Regions from separate parts of the Homo sapiens genome. Here region 1 is linked to region 2. A link is a loop called in an ENCODE intact Hi-C map of the cell type or tissue named here. Cell type or tissue: GM12878. All regions are shown on one strand. Each heading gives the region's core, and the rest is flanking DNA. Links, peaks and the distances in the headings are about the cores only.

Region 1 (15,729 bases), core at 7,640-15,639, 150 kb before region 2:
GTTACACAAAAATTAATTCAAGATGGATTAAAGACTTAAACGTTAGACCTAAAACCATAAAAACCCTAGAAGAAAACCTAGGCATTACCATTCAGGGCATAGGCATGGGCAAGGACTTCATGTCTAAAACACCAAAAGCAATGGCAACAAAAGACAAAATTGACAAATGGGATCTAATTAAACTAAAGAGCTTCTGCACAGCAAAAGAAATCACCATCAGAGTGAACAGGCAAGCTACAAAATGGGAGAAAATTTTTGCAACCTACTCATCTGACAAAGGGCTAATATCCAGAATCTACAATGAACTCAAACAAATTTGCAAGAAAAAAACAAACAACCCCATCAAAAAGTGGGCGAAGGACATGAACAGACACTTCTCAAAAGAAGACATTTATGCAGCCAACAGACACATGAAAAAATGCTCACCATCACTGGCCATCAGAGAAATGCAAATCAAAACCACAATGAGATACCATCTCACACCAGTTAGAATGGCGATCATTAAAAAGTCAGGAAACAACAGGTGCTGGAGAGGATGTGGAGAAATAGGAACACTTTTACACTGTTGGTGGGACTGTAAACTAGTTCAACCATTGTGGAAGTCAGTGTGGCGATTCCTCAGGGATCTAGAACTGGAAATACCATTTGACCCAGCCATCCCATTACTGGGTATATACCCAGAGGATTATAAATCATGCTGCTATAAAGACACATGCATACATATGTTTATTGCGGCACTATTCACAATAGCAAAGACTTGGAACCAAGCCAAATGTCCAACAATGATAGACTGGATTAAGAAAATGTGGCACATATACACCATGGAATTCTATGCAGCCATAAAAAATGATGAGTTCATGTCCTTTGTAGGGACATGGATGAAACTGGAAATCATCATTCTCAGGAAACTATCGCAAGGACAAAAAACCAAACACTGCATGTTCTCACTCATAGGTGGGAATTGAACAATGAGAACATATGGACACAGGAAGGGGAACAACACACTCTGGGGACTGTTGTGGGGTGGGGGGAGGGCAGAGGGATAGCATTAGGAGATATACCTAATGCTAAATGACGAGTTAATGGGTGCAGCACACCAGCATGGCACATGTATGCGTATGTAACTAACCTGCACATTGTGCACATGTACCCTAAAATTTAAAGTATAATAATAATAAAATAAAATAAACTATAAAGAAAAAGAATCTCTGGGCTAGCATTAGGCATTGGGATTTTTAAAAGGTCCCCAGATAATTCCAATTAAATCAAGTCTAGCCTAAAGCTGCCTCCTTACATTTTTTTTTTTTTTTTTTTTTTTTTTTTTTTTTTTTTTGAGACGGAATCTCGCTCTGTCACCCAGGCTGGAGTGCAGTGGCACGTTCTCGGCTCACTGCAAGCTCCATCTCCTGGGTTCACGCCATTCTCCTGCCTCAGCCTCCCGAGTAGCTGGGACTACAGGCGCCCACCACCACGCCCGGGTAATTTTTTGTATTTTTAGTATAGCCAGGATGGTCTCGATCTCCTGACCTCGTGATCTGCCCGCCTCGCCTCTCAAAGTGCTGGAATTACAGGCGTGAGCCACTGTGCCCTGCCCGCCTCCCTACGTATTTTAAGGTTGGCCTAAAAGTTTTTCTTTACATCGTGAACTATAACAAGTGGAGGTGTAAACAGACAGTAGCCTACCCTTGTGCCAGTCACTAAGTTTTGATCAATCAAATGTAGTCAACTGTTCAAACCGTGATCAAATAAGGTAATGTCAACCTGTAACCAATCCAACTGTTTCTCTACCTTATTTCCTTTTCTGTACATCACTTTTCCTTTTCTGTTCATAAATCTTCTTCCACCACGTGACTGTGCTGGAGTCTCTGAGCCTCTGGCTAGAGGAGGGGCTGCCCGATTCGCGCATCATTCATTGCTCAATTAAACGCCTTTAAATTTAATTTGGCTGAAGTTTTTCTTTTATCAGTACAGCTGCCGTGAAAACTAGTGATTTTAAAAATAGCATGCATCCTAGGTTAGAATGCTAAACGCCTGCGGAAAACTCAATTCTGCTGAACTCTACTCCATTTTGTCCTGTTCAATGAGAGCCTTTTTTTGAATTTGTCTTTCTCAGAGCTTTGCTAATTAAACATTTTCAAGAGAACTCAGGAAAGAAAAAGTCTTTAAGAGAATCTCTTGCAGTTCCACACTGGCAAACAAAAGGCCTGCAAAATAGTATATCCTAGATGGATCTTAGCTTTTTTTTTTTTTTTTTGACAAGCACCTAATTCAAATTTAAAAGAAGAAAAATTGTGTGTTGCATTCAATGTCTTAATAAAGTTTTCTGTCATCTCGTGATGCATTGTTCCTGTCATCAATTCTGATTTACTGCAGCTGTTTCCTGCAAAACGCAAAAGCGTAACTTCAACAAGTTTCATTTCCTATAAAGATAAAAGTACAGAAAGTTGTGGATACATCTCTGGGCAAATCTGTTACTGCAGAAGCTGATGAAAAATGGTGCCAGAGCTATTTACGCAATGAGAGCTTTCTGATGCTTTAGGGCTGGGGACTTCTCGTTTCCTTGATCTCACCTGGTTCATGGAGCAGTATCGTTCTTGTCATTGATGCTGCACCTCAGAGATTTGTTGCTACTGTATTGGCTGTTGTGGTTGTTTCCATCAAAGATGAGCAAGAATTGCTTTGAAGAAAATTTTACAACACCCAATTGTCAATGAGTTATTATAAGTGATATGACTGAACTTTAGCTCTAAGTGAATAGAAGTGTCTAAATTACACCTGCACCATCCTCTTGACTACTCACTAGTGAGATGGAGACTAATTCATCTAAATTCTCTACACTTCACAAAGGCAGGAATTCTTGTCTATGTTGTTTACTCCTATATACACAGCACTTAGTACCAAGCACATGGAAAGCTGAATTTGTTGAATTTGCTGACTGAATGTAGCCCTTTTATCTAGCTGTGTCTGTAGGCTCTAGACCTTCCACCATTCTGAGGTAATTGCTTGCCTAGATGCTCGTGCAAACCATTGAATTCTCTCTCTCCTGTCCTTCACAACCAAACAACTCAAAAGCAGAGTCTGCTTTCAGGTTTGAATGTTTTCATATCGCGTTCATTTTTCAGTGAATTACAGTCTGTCTATTCTCTCTAATACTTTTCTAGAATTGTTTCCCCAAATGCTGCCAATGACTTCTTAATTGTTGAATCCAGTGGATTCTACTCAATTCTCATTCTGTGAGATTTAACAACACTGCCCTTTTGCTTCCTTGCCTTTTGAGACACATGCCCTTCCTTAGCTTCCAAGATGGGACACTCTTAACTCTCTCTCCTACTTTCTTAGACATACACAATTTCATCTTCACTAGTTGCATTTTTTCTGACAACCAAATGTGCACATTCCTTACAAAGTGTTACCTTCCCCCAAAAACTCTCATCCATTCCCATAACTCAGTCTATCAATTTTAGGTAACTAATTCATGTAATTGCATTTTCAATCCTGTTTACTCATCTGATTTCCAAGCCTGCATGTCCGGGTATTTGCAAATTATTTCATAATGATCTCCTATCTGCAATGTAAAACTATAGAGCTGGTCCAGTCTGAGCCCGCGGTCTAATTCCCATGCACCTCCTTTTTAGCTTCCTGTCTCTCTCCCTTCACATCCTCCCCCATCATCCACACTCACAGCTGAGAGATGTATTTGATTTATTCCTTTTTCACTCTTTTTATCTAATGAAGTTCCTCATGTACTTTAAGTTTTGTCTACTCTAAAATGTCTCTAAAATCCAACTCTCCTCTTCTTTCTAGTCTTCACTTTAGGCCTAGTTTCTCATTTGCTCCTGCTGTTTCACTTATTTTATAAACGATTAATTGGAATTGTTACATCCCTACTTAGACATCTTGAATGATTCTCCAGTGCTTACCAATTAAAGTCCAGATGCCATGGACATATAAGATCCTGCATAGTATTGTTTTAACTTTTCTCTACTGCCTTCTCATTACACCCTAATTTAGCCACAGTCCAGCCTGGTTATTCAATTATTGCTCCTGAACACAAATAGAATGTTTCTGTTTTCCTCCTGTTTAGATATTGTTCCCCTACGTGGAATAGTCTTCTCTTTTTTCTCTCTTACTAAGTTCTACCTATTCTCTAAGATTCATCTCAAATCCTTCCTATTCCATGAGGTTTTCTTCTAATACTCCAATTTTATTGAGCTCCCACCTGTGCTATATTATTGAGCAATTATTTTCTCCTATGCACCAGGACATTATACCATTATTTAGCTCTTCTGGGCTGACTTATATCACTGGTTATCTTGTAAAATTATTTGTATTGAGATTTGTTTCACACACCATAAAATTTACTCTTTTAATTTTTTAAGGAGGTTTTTGAAGAAGCTCCCATACTGTTTTCCATGGTGGCTGTACCCATTTACATTCCCACCAACAGTGAGCAAGTGTTTCCTGCTCTCCACATCCCCTCCAGCATTTAGTTTCTTTCTTTGATAACAGCTATTTTAACTGGGGTGAGATGATATCTCATTGCAGTTTTGATTTGCATTTCTCTCATGACTAGTGATGTTGAACATTTTTTCATATACCTGTTGCCATTTGTATGCCTTCTTTTGAGAAATGTCTATTTTGCCCATTTTAAATCAGATTTTTTTTGTATTGAGTTGTTTGAGTTCCGTATACATTTCTGTTAATTAATCCTCTGTCAGTTGAATGGTTTGCAAATACTTTCTCCCATGCTGTAGGTCTCTTTATTTTATTTTATTTTATTGATTATTTTCTTTGTTGTCAAAAGCTTTAATCCAGCAATCTGACTGCTAGGTATATATCCAAAAGAAAGGAAATCAGAGTATTGAAAAGAGACCTGCACTGTCATGTTTATTGCAGCACTATTCACAGTAACCAAGATATAGTATCAACTCAAGTGTCCATGAACAGATGGATGGATAAAGAAAATGGGATATATATAATATATATAGGAATATTATTCCACCATAAAAATTAATGAAATCATGCCATTTGCTACAATATGGATGGAACTGGAGGACATTATGGTAAACGGAATAAGCCATACATAGAAAGACAAATGTCACATGTTCTCACCAATATGAGGGTGCTAAAAAAATGATCTCATGGAGATAGTGAATAGAATGGTGGTTAACAGAGCCTGGGAAGGGTAGTGAGGAGGGAGGGATAAAGAGGAGCTGGTCAGTGGGTACAAAAATATAGTTATATAGAAGAAATAAGTGCTAGTGTTCAATAGGGTGACTAGAGCTAATAATTTACTGTATATTACAAAATAGCTGGAAGAGTAGATTTGGAACATTCCCAAAATAAAGAAATTATAAATATTTAAGATGATGGATATCCTAATTACCCAGATTTAATCATTACACATTGTATGCTTGTACTAAAATATCACATATATGCCATAAACATGTACAACTATTAGGTATTCATAAAATTTGAAAAATTACCCCTTTGTTTTTAAATATATTAGGAAGTTGTACAACCATCACCACTATATAATTCTAGAATATTTTCACCACCCCTAAATGAAACCTAGACTCATTAGCAGTCACTCCCCGTTTTCTCCTTCCCCCAGTCTCTGGCAACCACTAATCTACTTTCCATTTCTATGAATTTGTCTATTCTGGACATTTCATATGAATGGAGTAACGCACATATATGGCCTTTTCTATCTGGATTTTTGCACTTAACATGATGTTTTCAAGGTTCATCCATTTCGTGGCATGTACTTCATTCTTTCTGATGAATGAATAATGTTTCAGTGTATGCATATACCACATTTTCTGTATCCATTCATCAGTTAATAGACATTTGAGTTGTTCCCACTGTTTGGTTATTATGGCTATGAACATTTGTATATAAGTTTCTGTGCGAGCATATATTTTCAGTTCTCTTGGGTATATACCTAGTAGTCGACTTGCTAGGTCATATGGTAACTTTATATTTAGCTTTTTGAGGAATTGCAAAACAACTTTTCAAAGCAACCACACCATTTTACGTCCCCACCAGCAAATTATGAGGGCTGTAATTCTCTAAATCCTCACCAACACTTGTTACTTTCTTTTTGATGATAGCCGTCTTTGTGAATGTGAAGCAGTATCTCATTGTGGTGATCTGCATTTCGCTAGAGTCTAATGATATTGAATATCTTTTCAGATGCCTGTCATGCACATACTGATTGGCCATATGTGTATTTTCTTTGGAGAAATATATATGCAAATCCTTTGCCAAATTTTAATTGGATTATCTTCTGATTGTTGAGGTGTAAGCTTTCTTTCTGTATTCTAAATACTAAACCCTTATCAGATATATGATTTGCAAATATTTCTCCCCTTCTGTGGATTGTATTTGCATTTTATTTATAGTATCCTTTGATGCACAAAAGTTTCAAACTGAAGAAATGAATTAAAAGAATCCTTTTGAGGAGATAATTTAATAAACAAGGCAGTTGGTGACAGAAGAGATCCAATGAATTAAAGAGGGTATGACTAAAATCTTAGAGAAATTGGAGAGGCAATATTTAACAACATTCTATAGCATTATCTAGGAAGAAGGCACTTTGCATAATAGGCGAAAATGAGAGTTGCTCCTTTTGTTGTTCATGTATGACTATTCGATAAGCAAGGAATGTGTGTGTCTATGTGCAAAGCAATACAGGGAATTAATCATTGAAGTCTACATTTTAACCAGCAAGAAATAAAGGAGGACAAAGTAAGGAGACAGAGATGGTGAGAAAGAGCAATGCTCTACTATAACTAAGACTCCTCCTTATGAGGCATCTTAATTTAGAACTATGCCTATGCTTTAGAGGACTGAAACAGGAGGAACTTGACTTAAATTATTAAGAGAATTACATTGGTTTAAAATAAGGAGAAGGAAAACTAATTTTCTTTTAAATGTACACCATGGGACAGGGATTAGGGTAGAAGCATTACATCCAGTAAATCATTTATTCCTCACCTCAACCCAACGAAGGTGGGTATAATCCTATTTTACAGAGGAAGAAATAGAGTTTAAAGAAACATCACTTCCCAAGGTCACACAATAGAGGAACTGGAATTCAAACTTCAGCCTAATTATAAAATATTCATTATTTCTCCTACTGTCTTAGGACTAAAAAGGAAAATCTCTCTATCTTCCATCTAAAGACATAACATATTACATTAACTCTTTACTTTTTTCCACTGTTTAACATCTTTGAGATCTTACAGTATCATAGGTTAAGTGGCTGAATTTTCTTTCTTGGTGTTGCATAAAATAATGGCACATCTTAACAACAATTATGTGATAGATTCAATGAACTACTCAGATATATGACTGACTTTTGATGGAAATTCTGGCAGAGATATTTAAAGAATAATATTAATAAAATAGTTTAGATTTGAATATTCACTCTCAGATGGAAAGCAGAGGCCTGGAATAGAACATCTCTAAGAGGCAGCATCTTTGTTTAGCTCTACGTTCTTCACACTTAGATGATGGTGCTTCATTCTGAAATATTCTACCTTCCAACACTTGGCAAACATCGTTTTTTACAGATCTTTCACTTTGCTTTTCTGAAAAACAAAAACATTTTATGACAGTACCCACCAACAGGACCTTTCATTAATAATGCAAAAGCTAAGGTGTGTTTGGAGGTATCCAGTAAAATCATAGAAGGATCAGGGAGGAGCAAACTTGGCCCCCAAGAGGCTAGGCCCAGACTGTACCTCCTTCACGTTTTACTCCAGAAAGCAGAAACTCATGACAGGAAGAGGAAGTGAACAGGGTGTGCATCTGATGATAGAGATCAGGGCTGGCCAGTCCTGCGTTCCCCAAACACCCTCCCCTCTGTTCCCTAATATGAGGATGGAGGAACTCCATTTCTTCACCCTATCCTCTCAACTCCAGGGGATACTATAAAAGGTGACCATTAAATAAGGGACCAGGACTCTCACCCTTTCCAATGCATGGGAATTTCCAGATCTGAGGAAGAGTCTATGAGTGAGTATGACAAGAACACAATTAGCCCCCGTATTGGACAAAATTAAATTATCATGCTGCTACTTTTAAACCAAAGATTGCTTCTTAGCCCCAGAGACCCCACAGACCCTCCCAACTCAGAGAAAGACTTGCTCAAAGGCAGGTTCAAGGATGACCTCTTCTGCAAAGCCTTTCCTCACCAACCACTGTAAATTCTTCTCTCATGGCCTGAGTGGATTTCATAATAACTGTGTATTTCACTGGGTCTGACTCTTGTCATTAGGATATAAGCTTCTTGAAGGTAATAACCATTTTTTACTCACCTCAGCATCCCCAGTCCCTGCTCATTCAATTTTCTTTGAATAACTATGTTAGACTTTGTTCTTTAAGAACTTAGTGAAATCATCAACACAATTTCCATTAGCAGCACTACCTCTGTAAAGCACTCAAGTTAGAACAAAAGTAAATATGTGCCTTATCTTCTACACAACTTTACTTTCCTTCAAATGATAAGTATGTGTGGTGATGGATGTGTTAATTAGCTGGATTTAATCATTCCACAAGGTGTACATATATCAAAACAGCATGTTGTACACCATAAATATATACAATTTTTCATTTGGCAGTATTCCAGAAATCAGCTCTAAGCACTTCAGCTTTTATCCTGTTGGCTCGGATGTTTTGAGAAGGAGGAGGTAGTGCAATTCACTATTTTTAGTTAATTCTCTTTTCTATATTTTGCTAATACCTTGTCCCCAAAAGCCAACAGGTGAGCCCCATTTCTGTATTCCACACAAAAGGCAACTCTCCTTCTCCAAACAGCTACCTGCACCAAGTGTACCTGTGACGATTCTGTCCTCTCCTCCAGGATCCTTCACTTGCCTCTGGTCCCCACATTTACTTTAACCTAAGTCTTGATGATTCTTTCTCCATATTGCAACAAAACAATGACATGTTTTGGAGTCCTCCCTACGTATCAAACATTAATAAAAGTATTCCGTACACATATCTCACTTCAGCTTCATAATAACCCTTTGGCATAGATACTGTTATTTCTCAAATTCAAAGACAAGTTGACTAAAGCACAGAGAGGTTAACTAATTTGCCCGAGATCACAAACAGGAAGAGAGAGAACAGGCATCTGTTCTGTATTAGATCCTATCATATTCTTAACCTCCATGGGTTTTACCTTCCCCGTTTGTCTTTTTAGACCTATCTTTAATCCTTACTACCTTGGCAACTTCAACATAGGCTTGTTATTGTTGATTTTTTTTTACTTTTGATTTTGAAATAATGTTACATTTACATGCAAGTTGCTGAAATACTACAAGGAGCTCCTAGGTACACTTCTGCCAGCTTCCCTCGTGTGCACATTGTATATAATCATAGTATAACTGCCTAAACCAGGAAACTGACATTTGTATAACACCACTAACTGAACCTCAGAGCTTATTTGAATGTCACTAGTTTTTAAATGCACTCACTATGCTTTGTGTGTGTATATACAGTTTATTCATCAAATGTAGAGATTTTTGTAACCACTACCATAATTGGATTTTAGAACAGTTCCACCATCCGCCAAACACTTGAGAGTATAGATCATTTCCATCACCAAAAAGAAACTCCCTTGTGTCACCCCTTTACAGTCCTACCCCATCCCTAGTCCCTGGCAACCACTGGTCTGTTCATCATCATATACTCTGTCATCTTAAGAATATTCTATAGATGGAATCATAGAGAATGTAATCTTTTCAGGTCGGCTTTTTTTCACTTAACACAACGCCCTTGAGATCCTTCAGTTCCTGTATCAATAGTTTATTACTTTTTGTTTTTGAGTAGTCCGTTGAATGGGTATATAGTTGGCTTAGCTACAACCTTTCATTTTCTTCTAGCCTCCTATAGTTCTTCTACCAGAATAATCCAGTGATTCTCAAAACACAGAGGGAGGCCTTCCTTCAATTGGTCATGAATATTAAAAAGCAGAATTCTGGATCCTGTTTGAGGTCCATTGAATCTGAACATCTGAGGGTAAGGACTAGTGTTACAATATCTGTAGTTCACATACTTCAGTGTAGATGGTGTAGTATTGATTGCTTTTTAGTTGCATTAAGCTATAATAGAAACCTATGTTTTTTTTTTTTTTTTTTTTTTTTTTTGAGACGGAGTCTCGCTCTGTCGCCCAGGCCGGACTGCGGACTGCAGTGGCGCAATCTCGGCTCACTGCAAGCTCCGCTTCCCGGGTTCACGCCATTCTCCTGCCTCAGCCTCCCGAGTAGCTGGGATTACAGGCGCCCGCCACCGCGCCCAGCTAATTTTTTGTATTTTTAATAGAGACGGGGTTTCACCTTGTTAGCCAGGATGGTCTCGATCTCCTGACCTCATGATCCACCCGCCTCGGCCTCCCAAAGTGCTGGGATTACAGGCGTGAGCCACCGCGCCCGGCCTAGAAACCTATGTTGCTTCCACTTTAATTAGGAATGGTGATGATTAACTGGCACTCTAATCACAAATTCCATTCTTCAGAGGCAATCAGTGGTATTGATATCAGACCCTTTTCTAATTAGAATAACACATGTCCAATTTTTAAAAATATGAGTGGCTTATGACATAGCATTACTAGAAATGGATTCTTATCTGTGAAATTAAAGACATCAATATTTTAGAGACATCCTAAACCCTAGCATGAACAAGATATAAGAATCTACCAATGTCTGTAGGCTTTACCCTTCCACCCTAAATTTATGCCAGATCTTTGGACCATCCATGAACTTGGAAGGCTCTGATGATAGGAGTCTATTTCTAGGAAACCTGGCTTGTACACCCAATTGAAACTTGCAGATAGAATAGTACTAAGCAGAGTACCTAAAGGATACAGAAGCTAGGAATGTGATAAGCATTTTCTACCATATTCACTTATTAGAGCCTAGAATAGTGCCTACAGTAAGTATTTGGTGAATTTCAAAATGTGCTCTATTCTTTTATCGCTTTCTAATTTAAACCAGTCACAGAACCAATTAATCCCTAACTAGTGAAATTCAAGGTCTTTAGTAGATAAATACTTTCTCTAGATTCAAAATACTTGACCCAAATGGGCATACTGTATAAGTATTGTTGTAAGATTTCCAACCACTTGTCATTTTCTGAGGTTGCACAGTGTTAGGAGAGAAGCAGAGAGATATGTCTCCTTGCCTTTCCAAGGTTCTGAGTCAACGTCTAGTTATATCAGAAAAAGGAGAATAAAAGAATAACTGTTCAAAACAAGAATTTTTTTTTAAGCAAAGATTAACCATGAAGGACACCTGGTGGTGAAATCTGTCACCATCATGTCACCATCGCTCCTCTGTACCGTACCACACTTGCCGCTTGAGGCCACTACTGAGGCTCAGATACTGCACACATGTGAGTTTCAAGCCTTTTGAAAAGCCATGCTGTGGAAGCCCCAGCCAGTCATTAATTCATGAGTGCACTCTGCCTCTGTCTCACTTCACTCTCCCTGATTGGCTCAAGTTTACCTAGCGACTCAGTCAGGCTCCCAGTCGCTGAAGGTGCCCTGCTTTAGTAGAAAAAGTAAAGAGTTTGGACTCAGACACACCTGGACAGACTCTCTACCACTTTCTAACTACATGACCTTAATCATATTGCTCACCATGCTACGACTTAGTTTCCTGTGTGTAAAATGGCAGTTAAATCTATTATGGCATTGTTGGAAGAATTAAATAAAGGTTTATGCAAAGCCAAACAGTACCCATTAAATGGCACATGATATTATGTCTAAATCAATCCTAACCTGATATTGAATGTACTACCATTCTCTACCCACCAGTGACTGAGGTTTAGAATTTATTTCTATACATTTTCCAGGAGCCCTAAGCATGCTAACTCTCCTCTTCTTATCTTTATTCTGACCCTGTTTATACCACTGGGCCTCGGTTCTTTCACTGACCCTTTCAGCCTGAGTGACCTAGCTCTCACCATTCCCCTTCCCAGAAGACTAGACCTGACTCCCTGTACCTCTAGCTGCCAGATAGAGCCTGTCTGGCAAACATGGAGTCATAATGGTTGACAGGTTGGTGTTACCCAAACCGTTGACCACAGACCAATGCTAGACTACTTTCTTTCTTTCTTCCTTCCTTCCTTCCTTGCCATTTCATGAAAATATAAATACAGAAAATGAGAATAAAGCTTGCATCGCTTCTCGGCCTTTTGGCTGAGACCAAGTATGGAGAGGAGTATGTAGTAGCAAGTAGTGACTTCCGTCTCATTGAACAGGGTATAGACCATCATGCATGCAGCTTATACAACAAGTTGTATGTGGTATGAGCTTCATATTGGTCATGCTCTATAGGACCACATTGCAACACGTAATATGCTAAGGTTGGTTTGTCAACTCTAACTCAATAAAATATATTGAAAAATTGAGAAAATTTAAACATTCTTTATAACCGATTATTCCATTGGAAAAGCTCTGCTGAAAACATTTGAAATAGGTAGTGAACTGTTTGCGTTTCATCAAGACAAGAAGCCTGTTTGATCTCAACTTGTCAAAGATGTGCCTATGAACAGAACCACTTATTTGTGTGATATCTTTCATAATTTAATGATTATAATAACTCTATGCAAAGAAAAACTGCAGGTAAGATTAAAGGGCAAAAACAAACATTAGAAGCTTAGAAAAAGAGCATTTAACAACTAGCAAGAAAGTGGTTGATGATTTTGATATTCCACATCTGCAATAAGTTATTACCAATCACCGTATGAATTTTATATTTTTTTGATGGAATATAAAATTCAGAAGAGGTCCAAAAATGGAAAATTAATCTTTCTAGAATGCATTTTTCTTTTTCATAAATAAATTTTATTGTATATATTTAAATATACAATTTGATGTTATGAGATACATATAGACAGCAAAAAGCCTCTGTAGTGAAGCAAATTAACAAATCCATCATCTCAGTTACCTGTTTTTTCGTTTTTGTTTTTGTGGCAAGAGAAGCAAAATCTATTCATTTTGCACGAATTCCATATACATTACAATTTTATTACTTACCATCCTCATAGTGTACCTTAGATCTCTAGACTTGTTCATCCTACATATCTGCTACTTTGTATCCTCTCATCTACATCTCCCATTTCCTCCCCCAGCCACTCCTGCTAACCAACATTTTGTTCTCTATATCTGTATATTTGAAATTTTTTAGCAAAAATGATATCAAAAGAGAAGAACCAAGTTAGAGGACTGACACTATCCAACTTCAAGACTTACAGTAAAGCTACAGTAATGAAGACAGTGTGGTATTGGTGAAAGAACAGACAAATGGATCAATAGGTGAAATCAGCCAGACACAGAAAAAAATATATCGCATTATCTCAAAATCCATTTTTTGATCAAAAGGAAAAAAATTATAGACAGGATAAATTGTTAGCAGTGACTACCGATGGACTGAATATGTACTTTGAAAATATGATATCACTTGTTTTGTTATATATAAGAATTTTAAATAAATATTCTGGGTTTCCAGCCGGGAGCTGTGGCTCACACCTGTAATCCCAGCACTTTGGGAGGCCGAGGTGGGTGGATCACTTGAGGTCAGAAGTTCGAGACCAGCCTGGCCAACATGGTGAAACCCCATCTCTACTAAAAATACAAAAAGTAACTGGGCGTGGTGGCACACACCTGTGATTCCAGCTACTCAGGAGGCTGAGGTATGAGAATCCCTTGAACCCAGGAGGCAGAGGTTGCAGTGAGCTGAGATCATGCCACTGCACTCCAGCTTAGGTGACAAAGCGAGACTCTGTCTCAAAAACACAAACAAACAAAAATTATGTGTTTCTGAAATTATTCCAAAATTTATTCTGTTCCTGTCAACATACCTCTGTGAGACTGATTTCTCTATTAGGGGTATTGTTAAAACAAAACATAGAAACAGTTTAAAAATGCATTATCCTCTGCAAGTAGCACTGCCATCAATCCGAGTTAAACAAATTAATAAGCAAGAAGCAAGTTTATTTAAATAGTGGAAATTTAAAGAGTGATGTACACAATGTTTATTCCAAGTGTGTATTATAGACTTTTAATGCAGGAAATCAGTATTTCCTTTGTAATTTTTGTTTAGCTACAGTTTTGGAAGAGCCAAAAGCTATGTGTAATAGTGATTATAATAGTTGTGGATCGTTGTCAGATTTGTAATTCTTTTCTGTTTTCCCATGTTGAGATGACATTTATTAAAACAATTTTATGCCTACAGATTCTAATGAAAACTCTGGGCTTGAATTATTGTCTATCTTATTTTCCTAGTTGTTTATTTTTATTATATTTTACAAATGTGTTGGTCCACAATAAATTGAAAATTTTAATGGAAAAAATGGCCTTTCTCCACAGACTGTAAAGCATTCAGCTTTACGAGCATGTTCCTAAGCTAGGGATACAAAAGAGATTATGAAATGGTACTATAACTCCTGCCCTTAGAAGTTAGAGCATGTTTGAAGAAATCACAAATCAGAACACAACATAGAAGAATCACACTGTTAATGGCACTAACCACATGATTACAGGAGAGAACAGTGCAGAAGTCTTACCAAGATTTGCTGCATGGAGATGGGTCTGAAAGGCCAACAGGAGAAGGAAGGGGATTCTAGGTTTAAAAGACACTATTTCTTTTTTCTTTTTTTATTTTTTATTTTATTTTATTTTTTTGAGAGGGAGTCTCGCTGTGTCACCCAGGCTGGAGTGCAGTGGCGCAATCTCGGCTCACTCCAACCTCCGCCTCCCAGGTTCAAGTGATTCTCCTGCTGCAGCCTCCCAAGTAGCTGGGATTACAGGCGTGTGCCACCACACTCAGCTAATTTTTGTATGTTAGTAGAGATGGGGTTTCACCATGTTGGCCAGGCTGCTCTCAAACTCCTGATCTCAAGTGATCCACCCACCTCAGCCTCCCAAAGTGCTGGGATTACAGGCGTGAGCCACTGTGCCCAGCCTGACATTATTTATTTTCAACTTTCTCTTCCTGCTGCCTGGATAACATGAATAAGGTTGATCATGTTATACCTTTCCAGACAGTAATCATGATTCTGTGGGCTTTCAAAAACAATGCTTACTTCATTTTCCTTTAAATACCTTCAAGCCTTTCAGCAATATTATTGCCTGAAATTGTCATTTTCTTAAGCTCATAACATTAATAAATCTTCAGCATCTTTTTTCTATTTTAGAAAAATATATAAAAATGTAAACCCACAAGAGAAAGAAAACTCTCAATAATACACAAAAAAAGAAAAAAGAATCTGCACTCATGCCACCAACTCTTTTAATGTATATTTAATGAGCCTTAACATGTGTGAGACACTGTGCCATACATGGAGTTGGAGGTGGGGATAGATATCAGCCCCTGCCCCAAGGATCTCTGGTCTCAAGGTACTCATTTGTACCTGAGATACAACCTAAAATAAATAACTGGAATGTGACAGGACACTTCCAAAAAATAAAACAGCACGCCACTATTAAGAATTACAATAAATAGGCCAGGTGCGGTGGCTCACACCTGTAATCCAGCACTTTGGGGGGCCTAGGCGGGCATATCACAAGGTCAGGAGATCGAGACCGTCCTGGCTAACATGGTGAAACCCCGTCTCTACTAAAAATACAAAATATTAGCCGGGCATGGTGGCGGGCGCCTGTAGTCCCAGCCACTCCGGAGGCTGAGGCAGGAGAATGGTGTGAACCCGGGAGGCAGA
Region 2 (15,729 bases), core at 5,145-13,144:
AACTATTTTTAGAAAGTCAACTTGATCCCAAAATGTATGTGTAAATAAAAAAGGCTGCAATGATCTTGAAGAAAAACAGTGTGGATGTACTCTCTCAAATTTTAAGACTTATTAAAACTTTAAAAAGACAGTATGATATTATCACTCAAATAGACCAATAAATAGAACAGAATAGTTTCCAGAAACAGACACATGCTTACATAGACATTTGATTTCTGACCAAGGTGGCGCTGCAGAGCAATGGGAACCAAGCAGCCTTTTCAGTAATTAGAGCCATCTGAATGTGACTCATGTGAAAAGAATGAAACTTTAGTCCTACCGTACCCCATACACACTCAAAAAAGTCAGTTTTAAGAAGATTTCAAATATAAATGTGAAAAGTAAAATTAAATGCTTCTAGATGATAAGTGTATATTTTCATGATTTTGTGGTGGGTAAAAATTTCCTAAACCAGATATAAACAGGAAAACACATTAAAATTAGAAACTTTGATTCACCAAATGGCACTATTCACAAAAACTAGGTAAGCCACACAGGGAAAGTTAATTTCACATTTATCACCAGTGAAAGACTTGTATCCACAACATATCAAGAACTTCTAAAAATCAATAAAAAGTGCAGATAGCCCAATAAAAATAGACAAAATCCTTGAGCAGCCACCTTATACAAAATGATATTCAAATGGCCAATACATTCATTAAAATATAATTAAACTGAAAAGGGAACCCTTATACGCTGTTGTTGGGAATGTAAATTGGTACAGCCATTATGGAAGACAGTATGGGGATTCCTCAAGAAATTACAAATGAAACTACCACATAACCCAGCAATCCCTCTTTTACCAAAGGAAATGAAATCAGCAAATCATAGACATATCTGTACTCTCATTTTCATTGCAGCATTATTCACTATAGCGTATATTTGGAAACAACCTGTGTCCATCAATGATGAATGGATAAAGAAACTGGTACACACACACACACACACACATACACACACACACACATACACAATGGAATATTGTTAAGCCTTAAAAAAAAAAAAAGGAAATACTGCCATTTGCAACAACATGGATGAACCTGAGGAACACTGTGCTAAGTGAAATAAGCTATACACAAAAATAAAAAGAATGTATGATCTCACTTATATGTGGAATCTAATAAACAACAAATACATTGAAACAGAGAGTAGGACAGTGGTAATCAGAGGCAGAGAGGGGAGGAAATGGGGAGAAGTAGATCAAAAGGTGCAAACTTGCAGTGATGTAGGATGAATAAGCCTAGAGATCTAATGTACAGCATGAGGACTATAGGCGATAACATATATTTAAAATTTGCTCAGTGAATAGATTTTAAGTGGTCTTACCACAAAAGAAGTAGTTATGTGATGTGATGGACATGATCTTTTGTGTGACAGTAGTAATCATTACACTATGTATATGTGTATCAAAACATCATACTGTATAACTCAAATACATCACAAAATGGTACAGCTGTTTTGTAAGTTTGGCAGAAATGATAAAAATAGAAAAAAATAAAAGTGATATGCTTAAGCTCATTAAAAATTAGGAAAATAAAAATTAAAACCACAATGAAATATTACAGCAAACTTGCCAGAATGGTTAACTTATTGGCAAGAATGTAAAACAACTACTAGTGGAAGTTTAAATTTCTACAACCACTGGAAATTTGTTTGACCGTATCTTCCAGAGTTGAACACATGTTTACCCTATGACTGAGTAATTCTACTTCTAGATATAGGCCTATCAGAAATGCTTACCTATGTTTTACGAAAGGAAATACAAGTTTATAGCCTCCTTTTTCACAGTAGCCAAAACTGGAAATAACCCAAATGTGCATTGGTAAAAATATGGATAGACAAATTATAGCACACTGATAGAATGGAAAATAACATAGCAATGAAAATGAACAAAACTACTACTAAACATAACAACATTGATGGATTTCATACAAACATAATTTTGAGTGAAAGCAACAAGGCACAAAACGGTACGTACTGCATGATTACATTTATATAAAGTTCAAAAATAGACAAAACGAATCAATGGTGTTGGAAGTCAGCTAGTGGTTTCTCTTATGGAGGAGGATGGGAATAGGGAATGAAAAGAGATATAAGTGATTTCTGGGTTGCTGAATATGTTTGGTGTCTTGATATGGGTGGTGGCTACATGAATGCTTACACTTTGTAATAATTCTCTGAGCTGCATACTTTAGAATGCATGTTATGCATCAATGTTTATTTTTAAAACTATTTCAATGTAATTTACCACATTAAAGGATAAGAAAATATTTGATCATCTTAAAAGATGTCAAAAAATAATTCAACAAAATCTGTAATCATTCATGGTAAAAAGCTATTAGGAATATCTAGGAATGTCCTTTTGATGACAAAAATATTTATTAAAAATTTACAGCAAATATCATACTTGATAATGCAACTTTAGAAGCATTCCTATTAAAACAAGGCACAAGACAAGAATGAACACTTTCATTGTTACTACTCAGTATACAAATTTGACATCCTGGTTAATGAAATAAGACCAAAAAAAGTCAGAAATATAAATATTGGAAAGGAAGAGCCAAAACTCACTATTTTAAGATGGTAGGCATGGCTTCTCCTGGGGCCTTGGAAAAGACCTGTGCATTTGAGAAGCTCAGACACAAGTGCCTTTAGCTTCATTTTAATCTGCCCCTGCAGAGAACATTGGGTTTATTCATGATGTCAGTATATATTGCATTCTCTTCACATTTACTGTTGCTAGTTTTTCTCTCCCATTAGAATGTAGCACTTTCTTTTTTGCCTCAACACAGTGCCCATAAGAATTTTATATTTAATGAGGAAATGAAATATCTGCATGCAGTATCAGAAAACCATGTGTATTATTGGAATCCTGACACATTTGGAGGTTGGGAACCCTTAGAGTAAACGCTGATTCAGAAAAAAATCAGAAGTTATAACAAATCCTCAGCTTTAACATGTTTATCAGTAATGCAAACTAATAACTTCATGTCAGCTTGTTTGTTCCACATATAACTAGTTGACATTTTGTATCTATTCCAGTTGATGTATGCCATATGGATGAATTTAAACAGTTTCGGCCTTGCAATAATTGGTATACTTCTAATTGCATGTGAAATTATACTCTTTTTAACGAAAGATGAAACTATTCAGTGGCCACATGTAAGTACAAGGTTTTACAATGTTTTTTTCACAGAAACTTACACTTTAAATTTGTTTGTAAATGAGCAGAGCCTATTTTGGTGTTGGACAAATGCAGAGGTGATCAAAATTAACAATTCACATTTGGCATGACCACAAGTAAGGATCCAAACCACTGAACAGACCTTTAAAACTGGGACCAAAACAAACCTCAAGAAATCAAATGGTGTTACATAAAATAAAATAACTAAAATGTAGATTATTGAGATTCAGATGAAGGATGATGGTAAAGATACAAAAACCTTAAATAAATATAGATATCTCTTCAAAATAAGGATATATTGGAAGTTGGCAGGCTCACTGACACAATGTACTAGATACATTCTAGTTATCTGTGTCTCCCCAATCCTTATTCGCAGGGCCCAGAACTTAATAGATATCTAATAAGTGTTTATTGAGTGAATGTAAATACTTTTTATTTTACTATCCTCTCTGAAAGTATTCCCAGCAAAATACTCCTGAAAATCAGTAATCAGAAATTCTCTGTATGCAATAGGCAGGTTAAGTCCCAAGTCCCCTGAATATGCTGTAAATTCACCTTTTTTTCACATGGCACTAACCATTTGATTTTAAGGTAAATATTATGGATATGAAAATTGAAATGGAAAAAAAAGATGAACATATGGTCATTGGCTAAATGTGCATGGGATTCCTAGTTGCTTAAAGTTAGAAACCTATATATACCGGAACGGGGGAGACGATACACTAACACTTCAGGATGTCAAAGACCTGATGGAATTAGGACAAAGAAAGGAAGTCCCACTTTTTTCAAATTTTAAAAATGACAGGATAGTTAGGACAGATATCTGCAGTTCAGAATTTTTACACTCATAAGCATTATTGGCATTTTGGTCATTTTAGGACTACCCTTAATATTTTATGCCACCAGGTGTATTGCATGCCTTATGCAGAAGGAAAGTCTTAAGAATTCTGAGACCTATCAAGCGTACATATCTCTATTTCAAATCCTGCTTATGCTTTATTGATGTGACAGCTCAGTACATATCTGGAAGTTTTGTTTTTATAGGCTATAGGAGTAAATAAGAACACTTTAAATACTTGATTGAGTAACTAGCTGGTAGGTCTTGGAGGATATCACTCATATGCACAAACACAAAAGATATAGAGCAAAGGCCTAAGACATCACAGTATGTTCAAAGGTCAGCCTGTCCTACTCCCTGGAAGTTTATTTTGTCACACATCATGGGCAGAACCCTATCAAGCAAATTTAATGACAAGGAGGTTGAAGTATGATGGCTTTCCATACCTAAAGCTATTATAGAGGTCAAATAAGAACTAAAGCCCTATAGGGGAAAATAGAGTATGAAAAAAACCTCTATATGAGTTTTTTTTATTTCAGTTCCTAAGTTTTTCTTCAACACCAATACTGAAATATGCCATACTAGAACTCATACTCTACAATCTCAGTTGCTAGCATTGTTTGTACCTAACAGATTCATTCCCAAATGCAAGAAGTCCGAGGATTAGTAAATATGCTATTCTGGCTGAGGGGTCAGACACAGCAAGCTCTGAGGCCTTTCCTTACGGCAGACCAATTTGGAAATTACAGGATATCAGTTCCTTTCCTCCCAGGAGGCTCTTGGCATCTGTGAAAACTTGCCTATATTATTGCCAACAAGAATCTTTGTTTACCAAAAGCTACCAGGATGAGCAGGCTTTCTCAGGCATTCCACAACTATTCTTCTGAAGAAACCACTCAAGTGTTCAGGAAAGAATCAGAAAATATCTGCCCAAGTAACTTTCTAAATCTTTCAAGACAGTGAAATGGCTAGCAGCTTCTCTTGCTAACAACAGGTTCAATTTCTCTTCTTTCTCCACAAGCACACAGCTACATTTATTTTATAATAAATGTATTTGTATAATTATTGACCAAAGATAAATATATAATTAATTATAAATTACTTACTTTTTAATATTCTATTTCATTTCACATAGGATTTGAAAGAGCTTAACGAATACCTGTAGTAATATAATTAAAATATATCTAAAATGAGTAAATACTTTAAAAATGTTTATTAGCATAAATTGTTATAAGTATATAGTATAGTGATATATGTGAGGAGACTTCAAAAAGTTTGTGGAAAATGGAGTTAAAAGATGAAAAATATGAACTTTATTTCTCAACATAAGATCCACCAAGGTCAAGACACTTCTGTAAGCAATACCAGCCATTTAGTCCATCTCTAAAGGACTGAGGGTCCTGGTATTTTAACCATGTCGGTAAAGCATTTTCTTACATTATTAACTGAAGAGAAATGGGTGTCCTTTAAAGATTTTTTAAGATTAGAAAACAAAATAAATCCAAGGGAGCCAAATCAGGACTGCGAGGTGGATGCCTAATGATTCCCCATCCAAGTTCTCACAAAATTGCCCTTGTTTGCCGAGAGGAACGAGCAGAAGCATTGTTGTGGTGGAGAAGGGCTCTCTGGTGAAACCTTCCCAAGCATTTTTCTGCTAAAACTTTAGCTAACTTTCTCAAAACACTCTTATAATAAGCAGGTGTTACTGTTCCTTGGCCCTCCAGAAAGTCAACAAGCAAAATGCCTTGAGCATACCAAAGAACTGTTACCATAATATTTGGTTTTGACTGATTCAAACTTGCTATGACTGGACCACTTCCACCTCTTGGTAGCCATTACTTTGACTGTGCATTGTCTTCAGGATCATACTGGAAAAGCCATGTTTCACCCCCTATTAAAATTATTCCAAGAAATGCTTCAGGATCTTGATTCCTCTTGTTTAAAATTTTTATTGAAAGTTCTTCTTTTGTATGCAGCTGATCTAGGCACAACAGTTTGGGGACCTATCAAGCGGAAAGTTTGCTCAACTTTAATTTTTCAGCCAGAATTGTGTAAGCAGAACCAATTGAGATATCTATGGTGCTGGCTATTGTTCCAACTGTTAATCATGGGTCCTCTTCAATTAGGGCATGAACAAGATGAACTTTTTTTTCTTGTTAATTGATGTGGATGGTCTGCATGTTTCATCTTCAACATCGTCTCATCACTTCTTAAAACAAGTTATCTATTTTTTGTTTGTTTTTCAAAATGATAGATTGGAGTCTTTGTTAGCACATTGCACCCACTTGATAAGAGCAATATAGTGTGTAGATTCATGCTATGAACTTTTATCCAAGAAGGAGCACAGGAACTCAACAGAAACACTGAAACAAACTTTGAATACCTTGAAAGGAGTGGCAGACAGCAACTTGCACTATGAGTCCGTTGGAAAACTATGAGTCTTGAGAACATGAAAGGGAGACAGACTGTCTCCATGATACAAATTCCCACTTGGGAGCTGTGCAATCCAGGCCATGAGGGAGTGACTTGACCCTACCAGGAGCTGGAGCTAATTTGGTGAGTAGTGGGGAGTATATGAAAAGGAATGGCATCAGGATGTGCTTTGCATGAACTCCCAGATGTCAGTGGGGACAGAAAGAAGGCATTCCTGATCCTAACTCACAGGGAATCTTTCAGAAACTTGCCAGCTAACTCAGGCAGTGGTCATAGGTTGAGAGAAGCTCCAAACTGAGATGTGTGATCTCATCTCAAGTAAGAATGAGATGTAATCTCAATAATCTCAAGGCCAGAACCAAGAGGCAAGAAGAAAGCATGCTCTTGCTACAGGTCCAAAATTAGGCGCCCCTGTTTTGCAGGTCATATTGGGAAGGATGTGGCTTTCAGGCCACATCCTTCTGTTTCTGTCTTGGTTGGGAAGTTTTGCATTCTGAGCATGAACTGTCTGGAACTCAGCTGGCTGTTTCAGCTTTCTGCCAGCAGAAGTTTGTGTATGTGAGACCTACTGTGCCAAAGGCATGGGAGTTGGGTGGGTCTTACTGCCACCTGCTACCCCTTTTCCCCATACAGACACTTTTGTGCAGCAAAAGTGGTTGTACCCCTCCCCGCATCATTGTCCCAGTGGCCAGGGAGCTGCCCTCTGACCCCCATCAGGGCCACCATTTGTACCCACACTTGAGGAGCTAGAGCACTGACTTGCCTGATCCAACCCTCACCTGGCTTTGCCCTTCCACTCGCTTTGGTAGCAGAACATGGACAGGAATTTTTGAGAGTTCCATGGGCTCACCCATTGCCTAGGATATCTGAGTATTTACCCTGGGTAATATAGACCAAGCATAAATTCCACAGCTGCCACTGCAGCTGGCTCTCTACTGCACGCACCACATCCTGGCCAGAGGTCAACTGGCCTAGCCCACTACAATATCTGATGGCACAATAACAGCACTCAAGAAGAAAAAGGCTTTTGCATGATCTCAGCTAACACTATTGACTGCACCACCAAAGCTACTCAGGAGGCCTTGAGCCCATTCACATGCCCAACACATTACTACTACATCTAACAATGGAGAAAGCCACAATGCCAAGGCTATTTACAACCAAGGAAATCTTACAGAGTGTAAGCCACTCCCGTGCCACCATCATTAGAGCTGGTACTTGAACCTGCCACTGGGAAACCATAGGATGGGTCAGCCTGGTCCAGCTCCACTCAACATCACCTCTGGAGCATAAGAGTGGAGTCCAGGCTACTGCACATCTCACAGACCACTCCATAGCCTGAAGCATCCGAGAGCTTCTCCAGATGGCTGACTAGAGATTATCAGTGACAAATTCTGGGAAGGAAAAACCAAAATTACACTTGGATGATCACAGCGCAAATGGAGTATTAAGGGGAGAGTGCTGGAGCTTTTTGGAGAGTTCACTGGAAAAATCTATGATACACAAAAAAAGAAAGAAACAAGAAGCTGGTAGAGCTTAAACCCCAAGAGACAGAGCATTCTGTGGAAAGTGAATGGAATGCTTTCAGCCTCTGTAGGCCTTGTGGCAGCCTGCTGGTATCCAAACTCAAGGAGAGCTTATTTGGACTTGTAAGCCCAAGTATTGGATTGGCCTGTGATTTGGGGGCTTCTTAAGGGCATTACACTGGGCTACCAGCTTGTGCATGTTCCTTCCTTTCCCCCTAGACCTGAGCTATAGAAGCAAGTGCCATACTGGATGTGCAATCATTATGGGACATTGTTCTGCTATGGGACTTTCAACCCTTGTGTCTTCACATCCCCAGATCACTTGCTGACATTTCCCAGCATCAGCCTGGATTGCGGCAGACCCGCGAGGTGATGGCTAGAGCCAGAGGAGCATCAGGATTCACAGTAGTCTTGCTCTCCAAGACTGCCACTCCTGGGGGAAGGAGGAGTGTACCACATCAAGGGAGCACTCTGGGGAACAAAAGAAACTAGAATGTGGGCTTTTCTGTGTCCCAGATCTTCCCACTGTGGGCAGGAAGCACCTGCACCTCCTTCAACAAAGGCACGGGTGCAGTCTTGGGCTTAGTAGGGGAAGACTGGTTCTGCCCTAGCAGTTGAATAGCCCTGGTGCTTATAAAGGGACTTTTCATACCTCTCACCATTTTGCATAAAGGGACTTTTTATCTCTCTCACCCACCACTGAAGACACCACCAGAGCTTCTCCCATGGGAGCTTGGCAAGGGTGCACCTGTAGAAGGCTTTTATGGAACATTCTGAGGTGACAGCATCACCATAGGAGGTGTGCCCTCTGGGTTCAGGATTGCATGAGGAGTGGAGTCCCACTCCCTCTATACAAGAAACATCAGCATTTCTGCAGATGGACGAGGTCCCTGTCTGATCTGAATATCCAGAGTACTAGGACAAGGGTGTGACAGGGAGTTTGATCACTTTCCTCCTGGCCTGGTACTGGAAATAAAGTGGCTGTTTCCGTCCCCCCACTGCAAAGGCGTCAGTGAATTTCACCAGGAGCTCCCCCAGCTGCCTCATCAGGGATAGGGCTTTTGCTCACCAATGGGGTATTGAATATACCCACCTGCTTCAGCCACAGCCAATTCTTACCCACAGGTGCCTCCTGCTGGCCTGAAGGCTAAACTGCTCAACCCAGTTTAAAAAAAAAAAAATGGAATGCACACCACTGGGGAACAAGATAAGTTTCCTGAGAACTCTGCCATTCTGACCCCAAAGGAGACAATAAGCCTGCTCATACACCCAGTACATCACTACTATGAGCAACATCTGAGAAAGCTATAATATAAAGATTCTCTATAACCAAGGAACTCATACAGTGTCTTTGCCACTGAAAGCACCACCCAGAGCTGAAGTTAGGTCATCATAAACTGTACATTATTGTCACATCCTCAAGGTATAAAAAGAAAACTTAGTCCAATCAAAAAATAAATTCAAAAATAATGAAAAGAAATAGTCTATCCAGATGAGAAGAAGCCAGAAAAATAATTCTGGCAATATAGAAAAGCAGAACCTTGCAACACCCTGAAAGGATCATATTAACTCTTCAGCAGTGGATCCAAACCAAAATGAAATATTTGAAATACCAGATAAAGAATTCAAAATATTGATTGTAAAGTTGCTCAATGAGATCCAAGAAAAATTTTAAATCTAACAAAAAGAAATCAAAAATAAATTCAGGATAAGAATGAAAAATTTTCCAAAGAGATAAATACTTTTTTAAATAAAACAGAACATCTACAAATGAAAGACTAATTTAGGGAATTACAAAATGCAGTGGAAAGTATTAACAATAAACTGTACCAAGCAGAAAAAAATCATTTCAGAGCTTGAAGACATGGCTTTTGAATTAATTCAATCATACAAAAATAAATAAACAAAGTTTCCAAAAAATATGGGATTATGCAAAAGGTCCAAACCTAAGAATCATAGATATTCCTGGCCAGGCTCAGTGGCTCACATCTGTAATCCCAGCACTTTGGGAGGCCAAGGCATGCAGATTGCTTGAGCTCAGGACTTTGAGGCCAGCTTGGGCAACATGGCAAAACCCAGTCTCTACAAAATATACAAAAATTAGCAAGGCATGGTGGCATGTGCCTATAAACCCAGCTACTTGGGAGGCTGAGGCACAAGAATCACTTAAACCCAGGAAGTGGAGGTTGCAGTGAGCCAAGATCATGCCACTGCACTCCAGCCTGGGTGACAGGGTGAGACTCTGTCTCAAAAGAAAGAAAAAAGAAAAAAAAGAATCATAGATATTACTCATAGATATTCCTGAGAAAGAAGAAGAAAAAGCAAAAAGTTTGGAAACCTATTTTTGAGAGAATAATTAAGGAAAACTTCCCTAGTCTTGCCAGAGACTTAGACATCCAGATTCAAAATCTCAAGAACTTCTGGAAGATGCATTGCAGAAAGGACATTAGGAAGGCATATAGTCATCAAGCTACCTAAAGGCAACATGAAGAAAGAATTCTAAGAATAGTGAGACAAAAGCATCAAATAACTTAAAAAGAAAAATCTATCAGACTAACAGCAGATTTTTCAGTAGAAACCTGACAATCCAGAAGGAATTGGGGTCCTAGCTTTAGTCTTCTTAAACAAAATAACTGTCAGCCAAGAACTTTGTATCTTGCAAAACTGATTCATAAATGAAGTCCTTCCCAGATAAGCAAACACTAAGGGAATTTGCCACCATTAGATCAGTCTTGCAAAAAATACTCAAAAGAGTTCTAAACATCAAAACGAAATATCCATATGCACCAGTATAAAAACACTTAAAAGTATAAAACTCACAGGGATTAAAAAACAGTAGCACAATGGAAAATAAAAGCAACTAGGTAACAATCAACATGATGACTGGAACAGTACCTTACATATCAATATCAACTTTGAATGTAAATGATATAAATGCCCCACTTGAAAGATATCAATGGTGGAATGGATTTTGAAAACACAATCCAAATATCTACTGCCTTCAAGAGACTAGTAAAGAGTCTTATAGACCCAACGATATAAAAATACCAAATATATATGCACGTAATATCAGAGTTACCAGATTCATAAAACTACTAGATCTAAGAAAAGAGAAGACACCAATATAATAATAGTGGGGGACTTCAACAGTCCACTGGCAGCACTAAGCAGATCATCAAGGCAGAAAGTCAACAAAGAAACACTGGACCTAACAGACATTTACAGAACATTCTAGCAAAAAAAATTGCATAATATACATTCTTCTCATCAGCACATGGAATATTTTCCAAGATACATCACATGATAGGCCACAAAAAAGCTTCAATAATTTTTAAAAGGTTGAAATTATATTACATATCTTCTCAGACCACAGCAAAATAAAACTAGAAATCAATTCCAAGATGACTCTCAAAATCATACAAATACATGGAAATTAAACAACCTGCACCTGAATGAGCTTTGGATCAATGATGAAATAAAAATGGAAATTTAAAAATTTTTTGAAATTATTGATAACAATGGCACAAGTTATCAAAATCTCTAGGATATCACAAAAGTAGTGCTAACAGGGAAGTTTGGGCCAGGCACAGTGGCTCACACCTGTAATCCCAGCATTTCGGGAGGCCAAGGCAGGTGAATCATTTGAGGTCAGGAGTTCAAGACTAGCCTGGCCAACATGGTGAAACCCCATCTCTACTAAGAATACAAAAGTTAGCTGGGCGTGGTGGTGGGCATCTGTAGTCCCAGCTACTCAGGAAGCTGAGGCAGAAGAACCGCTTGAATCGGGGAGGTGGTGGTTGCAGTGAGCCGAGATTGTGCCACTGCACTCCAGCCTGGGTAACAGAGCTAGACTCCATCTCAAAAAAAAAAAAAAAAAAAAAAAGATGGAAGTTTGTAGTCCTAAATGTCTACATCAAAAAGACAGAAAGATCACAAATTGAGAGCCTAGAAACATGCCTGAAGGAACTAGAAAAATAAGAGCAAACCAAAACCAAAGCTAGAATAAAAGAAATCACTAAGATCAGAGTAGAATAATGAAATTGAAACTAAAAAAAAAAAAAAATACAAAGGATCAATGAAATGAAAAGCTGATTCTTTGAAAAGATAAACAAAATTGACAGACAAATATCTAGATTAACCAAGAAAAGAAGGCCGGGCGCTGTGGCTCACGCCTGTAATCCCAGCACTTTGGGAGGCCAAGACGGGCGGATCACGAGGTCAGGAGATCGAGACCATCCTGGCTAACATGGTGAAACCCCGTCTCTACTAAAAATACAAAAAAAAAAAAAAAAAAAAAACAATTAGCCGGGCGTGGTGGCGGGCGCCTGTAGTCCCAGCTACTCGAGAGGCTGAGGCAGGAGAATGGCGTGAACCCGGGAGGCGGAGCTTGCAGTGAGCCGAGATCGCGCCACTGCACTACAGCCTGGGGGACAGAGCAAGACTCCGCCTCAAAAAAAAAAAAAAAAAAAAGAATAGAGAGGATTCAAATAAGCTCAATCAGAAATGAAAATAGAGACATTACAAGTGATTAGACGGAAATACAGAAGATCATCCAAGACTTCTACGAACATTTCTATGCACACAAACTAGAAAATCTAGAGGAAATTGACAATTTCTGGGAAACATGCAATCCCCAAGCTTGAATCAAGAAGAAATAGAAATCCTGAACAAACCAATAATAAGTACTGAGATTGAATCGGTAATTTTAAAAAATCTCCCAACAAGAACAAAAAAAGAGCCCAGGGCAAGACAGATTCACAGCCAAATTCTACCAGACCTTCAAATAACTGACATACTTAAAATATCCCAAAAAACTAAGAAAAAGGGAATTCTCTCTTACTCATTCTACAAAGCCGGTAGCACCCTGATACCAAAGCCAGGAAAGGACACAACAAAAAAAGGAAAACTACAGACCTAAATCCCTGATAAAATTAAATGTGAAAATCCTCAACAAAATACTAGCAAACTGAATCCAACAGCACACCAAAAAATTAATTCACCAAGATCAGGTGGATTTCATCCCAGGGACACAATGATAGTTTAACATATGCAAGTCAATAAATGTAATTCACCACATAAAAAGAACTTAAAACAAAAACTATATGATAGACTCAAAGGGCACAGAAAAAGCATTTGATAAAATTCAGCATCTCTTCATGATAAAAAACCCTCAACAAACTAGGCATAGAAGAAACATACCTCAAAATAATAAAAGAGGTTGGGCGCAGTGGCTTAAGCCTGTAATCCCAGCACTTTGGGAGGCTGAGGCAGGCAGATCACTTGAGGTCAAGAGTTAGAGACCAGCGTGGCCAACATGGTGAAACCCCCTCCACCAAACCTGGCTAATTTTTATCTTTACTAAAAATAAAAAATTAGCCAGGTTTCTGTACTCCCAGCTACTCGGGAGTTGAGCTCCCAGCTACTCGGGAGGCTGAGGCAGGAGAATCACTTGAACCCAGGAGGCAGAGGCTGCAGTGAGCTGAGAGCACGCCACTGCACTCCAGCCTGGGCGAAGGGAGAGAAACCTTGTCTCAAAAAAAAAAATTAAATAATAATAAAAGCTATATGTGACAAACCCACAGCCAACATCATACTGAATGGGAAAAAATTAAAAGCATTCCCCTTCATAACTGGAGCAAGACAAGAATGCCCACTTTCACTACTCCTATTCAACATAGTACTCAAAGTCCTGGCCAGAGCAATCAGGCAAAAGAAAAATAAAAAAATAAGGCGCATCCAAATTGAAAAAGAGGAAGTCAAATTATTTATCTTTGCTAGTAATATGACCTTATGCCTTAAAAACCTTAAAGACTCCTCCAAAAGACTCCCAGATTTGATAAATGAATTCAGTAAAGTCTCAGGTTACAAAATCAACATACACAAATCAGTAGCACTGCTATATACTAATAACAACCAAGCTGAGAATCAAATCAGGAACTCAATCCCATTTACAATAACTATAGAAAAAAACACCTAAAAATATACTTAACCAAGGAGTTGAAGGATCTGTACAAGGAGAATTACAAAACACTGGTAAAAAGAAATCACAGATGACACAAATGGAAAAACATCCCATGCTCGTAGATTCGAAGAACCAATATTGTGAAAATGACCATACTGTTCAAAGAAGTGTACAGATTCAATGAAATTCCTATCAAGAAACCAATGTCATTTTTCACAGAATTTACCCCAGTAACAATGACCATTATTGAAAAGTCAAAAACCCATAGACGTTGGTGAGGATGCAGTTAAATGGAAATGCTTATGCACTGTTGATGGGACGTAAATTAGAATAACCTCTATGGAAAACAGTATGGAGGTTTCTCAAAGAACTACAAGTAAGTCTACCATTCAATGCAACAATCCCACTACTGGGTATCTATCCAAAGGAATAGAAGTCATATCAAAAAGTTACCTGTACTTATATGTTTATCACAGCACAATTCACAATTGCAAAGATACTGTGATGGTTAATACTGAATGTCAACTTCTTTTGGATAGAAGGATGCAAAGTATTGCGCCTCAGTGTGTCTGTGAGGGTGTTGCCAAAGGAGATTAACATTTGAGTCAGTGGGCTGGGCACCATCTAATCAGCCAGCGCAGCTCGGATATAAAGCAGGCAGAAAAACGTGAAAAGGCTAGAGACTGGCTTAGCCTCCCAACCTACATCTTTCTCCCATGCTGGATGCTTCTTGCCCTCGAACATCAGACTCCAAGTTCTTCATCTTTGGGATTTGAACTGGCTTCCTTGCTCCTCAGATTGCAGACAGACTATTGTGGGACCTTGTGACCATGCGAGTTAATACTACTTAATAAACTCTCATATATATATATATATAATCCTATTAGTTCTGTGCCTCTAGAGAACCCTGACTAATACAGATATGGAATGTACCTAAGTGCCCATCAACTGATGAGTGGATAAAGAAAATATGGGAGATATGTATATATACACCATGGAATATTTATACACCAGCAATAAAAGAGAACAGAAAGCCAAATATACATGTTCCCACTTATAAATGTGGCTAAGTTACGGTTCTCAAGGCCATATAAAGGTCTATAATGGACACTGGAGACTCAGAAGCGGGAGGGTGGAGGGGGAGTGAGGGATGAAAAATTACCTATTGGATACAATGTACACTCTTGAAGTGATAGGTACGCTAAAAGCCCAAACATCACCCCTATGTAATTCAGTCATATAAACAAAAACCACTTGTACCCCTAAATCTATTGAAATTTTAAAATTTGATTTAATTTAAATATAAAAGTGATGCTTTTAAAATCTTTAAAAAAAATTCCATTTGTAAACTGCCTATTTCTCTGGAGCATTCTCTTCATAAACTTTTTGGTTTTCTTGTGTTTTGTTTTGTTTTGTTTTGTTTGTTTTGTTTTGCTTTTGAGACAGGGTCTTGCTCTGATGCCCAGGCTGAAGCACAGTGGCGTGATCATGGCTCACTGCAGCCTGGACCTCCTGGCCTCAACTGATCCTCCCACATCAGCCTTCTTAGTAGCTGGGACTTATAGGTGCACACCACCAGGTCTAGCTAATTTTTTTTGTAGAGGTGCCGTTTCATCATATTGCCCAGGCTGGTTTCAAATTCCTGGGCTCAAGTGATCCACCCACCTCGGCCTCCCAAAGTGCTGGGATTACAGGTGTGAGCCACCACACCTGGCCCCTCATAAACTTTTTGTAAAGCGTCAATAGT

The links. Hi-C counts contacts between places; a loop is a spot of excess contacts. Peaks named below come from ENCODE experiments on the same cell type or tissue, not always from the same donor. Only the 100,000 strongest peaks of a DNase experiment are listed, where the experiment ranks them.
Region 1: it touches region 2 in a loop (3-fold over the local background); 1 of 110 quality-filtered maps calls a loop at or near these places.

What each region holds. Positions count from the first base shown.
Region 1 is chr11:60,474,763-60,490,491 of GRCh38, forward strand. No RefSeq gene overlaps it. Among named protein-coding and RNA genes, the nearest start is that of MS4A12, 10 kb to the right of the region's middle. In GM12878, for the core only: a CTCF peak has its summit at 11,340; a DNase peak (open chromatin) is centred at 11,339.
Region 2 is chr11:60,625,208-60,640,936 of GRCh38, forward strand. LINC00301 (long intergenic non-protein coding RNA 301) reads left to right here. Exons shown (of 7, transcript NR_026946.1): 3 at 3,082-3,201. All of the region lies in intron 4 of LOC105369321 (a long non-coding RNA gene), which reads right to left. Among named protein-coding and RNA genes, the nearest start is that of LINC00301, 17 kb to the left of the region's middle. RefSeq lists an enhancer at 8,765-8,864. In GM12878, for the core only: CTCF peaks have their summits at 8,584 and 9,161 (motif pointing left); DNase peaks (open chromatin) are centred at 6,854 and 8,714; H3K27ac peaks cover 1,040 bases.